Regions from separate parts of the Homo sapiens genome. Here all the other regions are linked to region 3. Evidence: chromatin contacts called from ENCODE Hi-C or POLR2A ChIA-PET data. All regions are on one chromosome and are shown on one strand. Each heading gives the region's core, a stretch centred on a gene start or an enhancer-like site at or near the end of the contact. The rest is flanking DNA. Distances are from core to core; before and after follow the strand shown. Region 1 overlaps DENND5B-AS1 (DENND5B antisense RNA 1). Region 2 overlaps LOC124902913 (a long non-coding RNA gene). Region 3 overlaps SINHCAF (SIN3-HDAC complex associated factor).

What was found. Hi-C counts contacts between places; a loop is a spot of excess contacts on that map. ChIA-PET counts read pairs that join two places held with the same protein, here RNA polymerase II (POLR2A). Pooled maps may share reads with other maps.
Region 1: a pooled map shows a loop between it and region 3 (3-fold over the local background). The contact joins two enhancer-like sites. A Hi-C loop is called at or near these places in 3 of 50 pooled maps. POLR2A ChIA-PET finds 5 or more read pairs at or near these places in 4 of 52 experiments (PC-9, WTC11, activated B cell and 1 more).
Region 2: a pooled map shows a loop between it and region 3 (7-fold over the local background). The contact joins two enhancer-like sites. A Hi-C loop is called at or near these places in 1 of 37 single-sample maps with no recorded cell type and 4 of 50 pooled maps. POLR2A ChIA-PET finds 5 or more read pairs at or near these places in 4 of 52 experiments (AG04450, OCI-LY7, WTC11 and 1 more).

The regions. Positions count from the first base shown.
Region 1 is chr12:31,602,277-31,604,976 of GRCh38, reverse strand. All of the region lies in intron 2 of DENND5B-AS1 (DENND5B antisense RNA 1), which reads right to left. Among named protein-coding and RNA genes, the nearest start is that of DENND5B, 12 kb to the right of the region's middle. Within about 2 kb of position 1,381, at least 3 of the 41 ENCODE cell types and tissues checked have a DNase peak (open chromatin) inside an H3K27ac peak, as active enhancers do.
Region 2 is chr12:31,635,183-31,637,882 of GRCh38, reverse strand. All of the region lies in intron 1 of LOC124902913 (a long non-coding RNA gene), which reads left to right. Among named protein-coding and RNA genes, the nearest start is that of ETFBKMT, 23 kb to the left of the region's middle. Within about 2 kb of position 1,387, at least 4 of the 41 ENCODE cell types and tissues checked have a DNase peak (open chromatin) inside an H3K27ac peak, as active enhancers do.
Region 3 is chr12:31,297,343-31,300,042 of GRCh38, reverse strand. It overlaps SINHCAF (SIN3-HDAC complex associated factor), which reads left to right. Exons shown (of 6, transcript NM_001135812.2): 2 at 1,819-1,966. The coding sequence starts at 1,839. Among named protein-coding and RNA genes, the nearest start is that of FLJ13224, 26 kb to the left of the region's middle. Within about 2 kb of position 1,407, at least 2 of the 41 ENCODE cell types and tissues checked have a DNase peak (open chromatin) inside an H3K27ac peak, as active enhancers do.

The DNA.
Region 1 (2,700 bases), core at 132-2,631, 300 kb before region 3:
TGAAATCCTAACCCCCAATGTGAGGCGTTGGGAGGTAGAGCCTTTGGGAGATGATTAGGTCATGAAGGCGGGTACCTTATCAGTGGGATTAGTGCCTTTATAAAAGAGACCCCAGGAGAACTAGTTCTTTTCTTTTTACCACCTGAGGACACAGTGAGAAGGTGCCATCTATCATCCAGGAAACTAGCCTTCACCAGACAATGAATTTGCTGGTACCTTGGACTACCCAGCCTCCAGACTGCAGTAAATAAATTTCTGTTGTTTATAAGCCACTCAGTTTATGGCATTTTGTCACAGCAGGCCAAACAGACTAAAACAATTAATACACTTAGAATAATATTGCAATACTAAAAGGTGTGGGACCAGTTACAAGTGCCTCTGAATTCAAAGTGGGAAAGAATAGATGAGTGAGATTTCTGTGATTTAAAAGAGGTGTTAGAAATTGCATGTGAAGGCCAGGCTCCATAGCTCATGCCTATAATCCCAACACTTCACAAGGCTGAGGTGGGCAGATCATTTAAGTCTGGGAGTTCAAGACCAGCATGAGCAACACAGCAAAACTCAGTCTCTACAAACAAACAAACAAACAAACAAACAAAGAAACATTAGCCAAGTGTGCTGGTATATGCCTGTGATCCAGCTACTTGGGAGGCTGAGTGGGAGGATCACTTGAACCTGGGAGGTGGAGGCTTCAGTGAGCCATGATTGTGCCTGTACTCTAGCCTAGATGACGGAGTGAGACCTAATCTCAAAAAAAAAAAAAAAAAAAAAGAACAAGAGAAATTGTATGTAGCAGGGGGCATGGTGGCAGGCACCCATAATCCTAGCTACATGGGAGGTTGAGGCAGGAGAATCACTTGAGCTCGGGAAGTGGAGGTTGCAGTGAGCTGAGATCGCACCACTACACTCCAGCCTGGGTGACAGAGTGAGACTCCATCTCAAAAAAAAAAAAAAAAAGAAAAGAAAAAAGAAAAAGAGAGCGAGAGAGAGAAATCACATGTGAAGTCTGTAACAGAGAACTCAGGTTCAAAGTCTGGCATGTGGCCAGAGTTTAAAGATGCTGGATCCAAAATATACTCAGATCAAGACTGATAGTGTTATTCCGTTGGCTACTGGAGTGTTTTCAACCTTAAGGTTTTTAGATGGAATTGAGAAAGATTACAAATTTGTAACATAAAATCAAGTTAATCACTGAGTAGCCAAATTGGTTTTTTTGATGATTGAAAATTATGCAAACTTTGTTTCATTTCTCTTTTTTTACTTTTTTTTTTAAGAAACAAAGTCTCTGTTCTGTCACTCAGGCTGGAGTGCAGTGGTGCGATCATAGCTCACTTCCACCTGCAACTCTGGGCTGAAGCAATCCTCCCACCTCAGTCTCCCTGGTAGCTGGGGTTATAGGCACATGCCATCACACCTGGCTAATCCTTTCAATTTCATAGTTATTTATACTCTTCAGACTATTTTGAATGTATATATGTACAGCATTATATATCTCTAGGATTTTATTCATTGATATATCCCTGGAACATTACCTGGCATATAGTAGGCATTATAAGAATTGTTGAGTAATTAATGAATGTTCATGCATCCATGTATACATATGCATATATGTATAGTTATTCAAATTAGTCTCACTAATAAGTCATTATAATAGTTACAAATTTGAGTGATTTATATAAGAATAGCCATGATTCACAATGCTGATCATCTTTTCTCACAGAAACACACACGGACTTAAGAAAGAAAGGCTTTGAATTACAAAAAGCAATAGATGCCTGTTGTCAATTTTTAACAATATAGAAATATGAAAAATAACAAATGGAAGCTGTTCAGATGTTTTCATGCACAAACATGTATACAGTTTATTTTTAACACAAAAATAGGAACTATATATTTTTCTTTTCTTGCTTTTTTTTTTTTTGAGATGGAGTCTCATTCTGTTGCCCAGGCTGGAGTGCAGTGTCACGATCTCAGCTCACTGCAACCCTCCATCTCCCAGATTCAAGTGATTCTTCTGACTCAGCCTCCCAAGTAGCTGGGACTATAAGTGCGCACCACCAAGCCTGGCTAATTTTTTGTAATTTTAATAGAGACGAGGTTTCACCATATTGGCCAGGCTGGTCTTGAACTCCTGACCTCAAGTGATCCGCCCACCTCAGCCTCCCAAAGTGTTGGGATTATGGGTGTGAGCCACCACACCCAGCTGTCTTTTCTTGCCTTTTATATTCAGCCATATATTAGATATTTTTTCCATCAGTGTAACCTCATTCTTAGCATGCATTGTATCAGATATACCAGAATCTATTTAACCACTTCATTTTTTGTCTTTTTTATTTTTATTTAAAATTTTTTTTTATATTTTTTACTTTTTATTTTTAATATAGGCAGAGTTCCATCATGTTGCCCAGACTGGTCTTGAACTCCTAGGCTCAAAGGAACCTCCTGCCTCCCAGAGTGCTGGGATTACAGATGTGAGCCACCACACCCAGCTAACTGCTTCCTATTTCCTATTGGTAGGAATAAGATTGTTTCCACTTTTAAATATAATGAGCAATGTTTCAGGGGACGTTGTACACATATTCTTTACTTGCATATTTCTGTAGGAGAAAGTCTGAGATGCAGAATTGATGAATCAGAGGGTATGAGTATTCTAACTTTTGATAGAAAATCTGCATTTTAATTTCTACTCATATACTCTTG
Region 2 (2,700 bases), core at 138-2,637, 340 kb before region 3:
TACCCAACTGCATACTGATATTCACAAAGTGCCTTTTGTACCTGTCGAAAATTAATATATTTTTGCAATTGGTGGCTGTTTTCATGTATTAGAAAATCTGCAGTCAAGAAAGGCCTGCTGCCCCGGCACAGTGGCTCACGCCTGTAATCCTAGCACTCTGGGAGGCTGAGATGGGTGGATCACCTGAGGTCAGAAGTTCAAGACCAGCCTGGCCAACATAGTGAAACCCTGTCTCTACTAAAAATACAAAAATTAGCTGGGCATGGTGGCACAGGCCTGTAGTCCCAGCTATTCAGGAGGCTGAGGCAGGAGAATCACTTGAACCTGAGAGGCAGAGGTTGCAGTGAGCCGAGATTGCACCACTGAGCTCCAGCTGGGGCGACAGAGTGAGACTCTGTCTAAGAAAAAAAAAAAAGGAAGAGAAGAAAGAAAGAAAGAAAGAGAAAGAAAAAAGAAAGAGAGGAAGGAGGGAGGGAAGGAAAGAAATATTTGAAAATTGTGAAATGAAATTAAACATTTGATTATCCATTTTAATTCTCTGGAAATGGAAATCCCCATAACATGTAAACTCACATAGAGTATATAAATCCAACTTTTTCACTTGATTTTCAGAAATACTGTGCATATGTGCAAAAGTAAAGGCATGGTCTGGCCGGGCACGGTGGCCCATGCCTGTAATCCCAGCACTTTGGGAGGCAGAGGCGGGTGGATCACTTGAAGTCTGGAGTTCAAGACCAGCCTGGCCAATATGGTGAAACCTCGTCTCTACCAAAAATACAAAAATTAGCCGGGCTTGATGGTGGGCGCCTGTAGTCCTACCTACTCCGGAGGCTGAGGCAGGAGAATTGCTTGAACCTCGGAGACGGAGGTTGCAGTGAGCCGAAATCGCCACTGCACTCCAGCCTGGGCGACAGAGCAAGACTCTGTCTCAACCAGCCAACCAACCAACCAACTAACCAACCAACCAACCAACCAACCAAAGAATAAAGGCATGGCTGGCACAAAGCCAGGAAGCACGCCTGGCCGGGTGGCTCCCCACATTGGCCACCAGGGGGCACCATCATCTCATAACTGTCTGGCTCTGGGACCTACACATGCGAGAGAGGAATTTTTTAGTGCGGTTTGAGAAGGAATAAGCAACCTGCTGTTTAATGTGTTCATTCAATGGGTCTTTTACAAATTGCTATTTGTAACCTAGAGCGTGCCAGTTATTTAGGATATAATTAGGTTTTTGCTGTTTCACTAACATACCTCACATACCTCGTATAAATGCTTTTTTTTTTTTTAACACACCTCTATACTAAAGAGGAAAATGCTTTTAAATGTAATCTTGAGGTTAATTGACTCTCACTTCTCCTTTCTCTGAAGGGCCTGCAGAACTCTTTCAGTTCTGACGTGGCCCCAGTAGTTTTTTGGTTTTATTTTTTTGAGATAGGGACTCTCTCACCCAGGCTGGGGTACAGTGGCACGATCATAGCTCACTGCAGCCTCTGCCTCCCAGGCTCAAGTGATCCTCCCTCCTCAGCCTCTTGAGTAGCTGGGGCTAAAGGCATGCGCCATCACGCCCAGCTAAGCTTTGTTTGTTTGTTTTTTGTTTGTTTGTTTGTTTGTTTGTTTTAGAGACAGGGTTTCACTATGTAGCCCAGGCTGATCTTGAACTTCTGAGCTCAAGCAATCGGTCCACCTTGGCCTCTCGAAGTGCTGGGATTACAGGCGTGAGCCACCTGGTCGTTTTTTGTTTTTTTTTTTTTTGAGATAGAGTCTCACCCTGTCGCCCAGGCTGGGGTGCAATGGTGAGATCTCGTCTGACTACAATCTCTACCTACTGGGTTCAAATGATTCTCCTGCCTCAGCCTCCCGAGTAGCTGGGATTACAGGTGCCTGCCACCATGCCCAGCTATTTTTTTTGTATTTTTAGTACAGACGGGGTTTCACCATGTTGGCCAGGCTGGTCTTGAACTCCTGACCTCGTGATCCGCCCGCCTCAGCCTCCCAAAGTGCTGGGATTACGGCGTGAGCCACCACGCCTGGTTACCACCTAGTAGTTTTTATCTGGTGACATCTCATCTCTTTGAAATCTGAAACACCAAATCTAAGTAAGAATCTGACTTTAGATTTTGATGTCTTTAAATTAGATAAACTAGCTGGACGCGGTAGTTCAAGCCTATGATCGCAGCACTTTGGGAGGCCAAAGTGAGAGGATCGCTTGAGTCCAGGAGTTCAAGACCAGCATGGGCAACATGACAAAACCCCTCTCAATAAATAAAATAAAAATAAAAGAATACAAATAAATAACTAAATTAGGTAAACTGTTGCACTTAATATTTATCTGAGCCAGTGGTGTTTATGTCAAGATGGGGTCAGATTCTAGACTAAATCAAACTCTCAGACAAGAAAATGGCCTCTTGCCCTGTCATGCTCTCTGTCATGTTATGCTGCGGTAAGAAGGCCCTCACCAGATGCAGCCCAACAGCTGTGGACTTTCAAACCTCCAGAACTGTAAGAAATACGTTTATTTTTAAAATAAATTTAAAAGGCTGGGCATGGTGGCTCATGCCTGTAATCCCAGCACTTTGGGAGGCCGAGGTGGGTGGATCACCTGAGGTTAGGAGTTTGAGACCAGCCTGGCCAACATGGTGAAGCCCCATCTCTACTAAAAATACAAAAATCAGCCAGGCGGGGTGGCACGAAGCCTGTAAT
Region 3 (2,700 bases), core at 158-2,657:
GACGTTTCGGTCAACCACAGACTGCATATATGATGGTGGTCCCAAAAGATTATGATACCATATTTTTTTGTACCTTTTCTATATTTAGATGCACAGATTCTTACCATTGTATTACAGTTGCCCACGGCATTCAGTACCGTCACACGCTGTATAAGTTTGTTGCCTTGGAACAGTAGGCTATCCCATATAGCCTAGGGGTGTTGTAGGCTATTGCCATCTTGGTTTATGTGAGGACACTGATGTCTGCACAAGGATGCCCAATGATGCATTTCTCAGAATGTGTCCCCATTGTTAAGCAACACATGACTGTACTGAAGCTTTAGGTTTACTCATCTAAGTTTATTTCTAAAACAACTTTAAAAAGATAGTGTTCTGTGGTAATAACTCCTAAAACTATGGACACGAAAGTGATATTAATAATTTTCTTGGCCGGGCACGGTGGCTCACGCCTGTAATCCCAGCACTTTGGGAGGCCGAGACGGGTGGATCACAAGGTCAGGAGATCGAGACCATCCTGGCTAACATGCTGAAACCCTGTCTCTACTAAAAATACAAAAAGTTAGCCGGGTGTGGTGGCGGGCACCTGTAGTCCCAGCTACTAGGGAGGCTGAGGCAGGAGAATCACTTGAACCTGGGAGGCAGAGCTTGCAGTGAGCCTAGATCGCGCCACCGCACTCCAGCCTGGGTGAAAGAGTGAGACTCTGTCTCCAAAAAAAAAAAAATTTTTTTCTTTTATTGTTGCTTTATGTGATAATTTTGTGATAATTTATAGTTAGACCCTCATACATACACACATCCTCTGACTTGTCCATTGGAGTTTAGTTTCTATATTCATTGCCTTTTCATCACCTCTCTTAGTCCGGTTGTTTTGGTGAGCTGGCCCTTGATTTGGATATTCCAAATTACTTTTCCTAAGGTACAGATTTACTGCCAGCTACATATTTGCATCCAGCCCCAGAGCTGTTTTCATTCCTTCCTTGACGTTGAGATTTTTTTTTTTTTTAACAGGAGGACTGCAATTTATTTCACTCTACGTCTCTGGGACATTTGCCTCCCACTGTTACTACTCTCAGGCACAAAGCCTTGTAGAAGAGGTCCACAAACCTCTAACAACTAAGGGGCAGATCAGCGGTCAGACAACATGAGCTCGTTCTTTTTTTGTCTTAATGATAATAAGGAATTATTATTATTAAATTCTAACCTTGGATTTTTGTGAATTTTACATCTTCCCTTCAGCAGTTTCAATTCAGGGGCAAACTTGACTGCTTAGAACTTCCCATTTATCACAGAAGAAATCCCCTCTGAATTCCCATTAGGCAAAGTAGTATGGGCTGATGCATAGTGAGCTAGTTGTGTGCTTAGTATCAAATAGTATTCATGGTAAATGCTCAAAACTTCCCCAGAGGGGAATCACGTTAATGCAAATGTGCAAAATAAAAAGGTGTGTCTTAAATTTAAGGATGCATCCTTAATTGTGTACAGCTTCATTATTTTACAGGATTGTTTGTGGCATTTCTTACTTCAAAACCTGATTTTAAAAAATGCTTCTCTTCCCCATTTTTAGATTGCATGTTTGTTAGGCGAGTTAGGAGGTAGTAGAGTCCTCCTTAAATAACTAGGCTTTTCTTTGTGTTTTATACGCTTGCCTTGATAGTGCCAAGAATGGAGGTCGATCCAGGAGGTCTTCCCTTGAGCTGCCTGCCTGTCTTGGTCATATAACACCAAGTTGCTTGGGGGTGGGGTGGAGCAGAGAGAACTCTTTAATGGTTCCTTGTTACAGCCCTCAACAAAGATATGTCAATTCCCTTGGCTTTACAGACTATTGCCCAGAAGAAAAGATGTTTGGTTTTCACAAGCCAAAGATGTACCGAAGTATAGAGGGCTGCTGTATTTGCAGAGCTAAGTCCTCCAGTTCTCGATTCACTGACAGTAAACGCTATGAAAAGGACTTCCAGAGCTGTTTTGGGTAAGATCACCTGATGTTTGTACTATTCTTAGAGTGAAAAAATACCACAGCATACAGAAATATTTGTAAGCAAGGTGATTGGAACAATGTGCTAATAATAAAAATCACTTATTCTAATTTAGGCTGTGTAAGTCTCCTGCTTTTTAAATGAATCAAACAATGCTGACAGCCTACTTTTTTCCAGATTATGAGGAGCTACCACATTAATCGTGAAGCCCCTTAAAGTTGTAGCTAGACAAACCCTTTTGTTGTTGACTTCCTTTTGTGGTTAATTTTTAAAAAGGCTTTTAAAAAAATTACCCTTGACTGGGTGCAGTGGCTCACACCAGTAATCTGAGAGCATTTTGGGAGGCCGAGGCGGGCGGATCACGAGGTCAAGAGATCGAGACCATCCTGGCCAACATGGTGAAACCCCATCTCTACTAAAAATACAAAAATAAGCTGGGCGTGGTGGTGCACACTTGTAGTCCCAGTTACTCCAGAGGCTGAGGCAGGAGAATCACTTGAACCCAGGAGGCGGAGGTTGTAGTGAGCCGAGATCACGCCACTGCACTCCAGCCTGGCGACAGAATGAGACTCTGTCTCAAAAAAAAAAAAAAAAAAAAAAAATTACGCTTGACCGGGTGCAGTGGCTCACGCTAGTAATCCCAGCACTTTGGGAGGCTGAGGCAGGTGGGTCACTTGAGCCCAGGAGCTTGAAACCAGCCTGGGCAACATGGGGAAACCCATCTCTA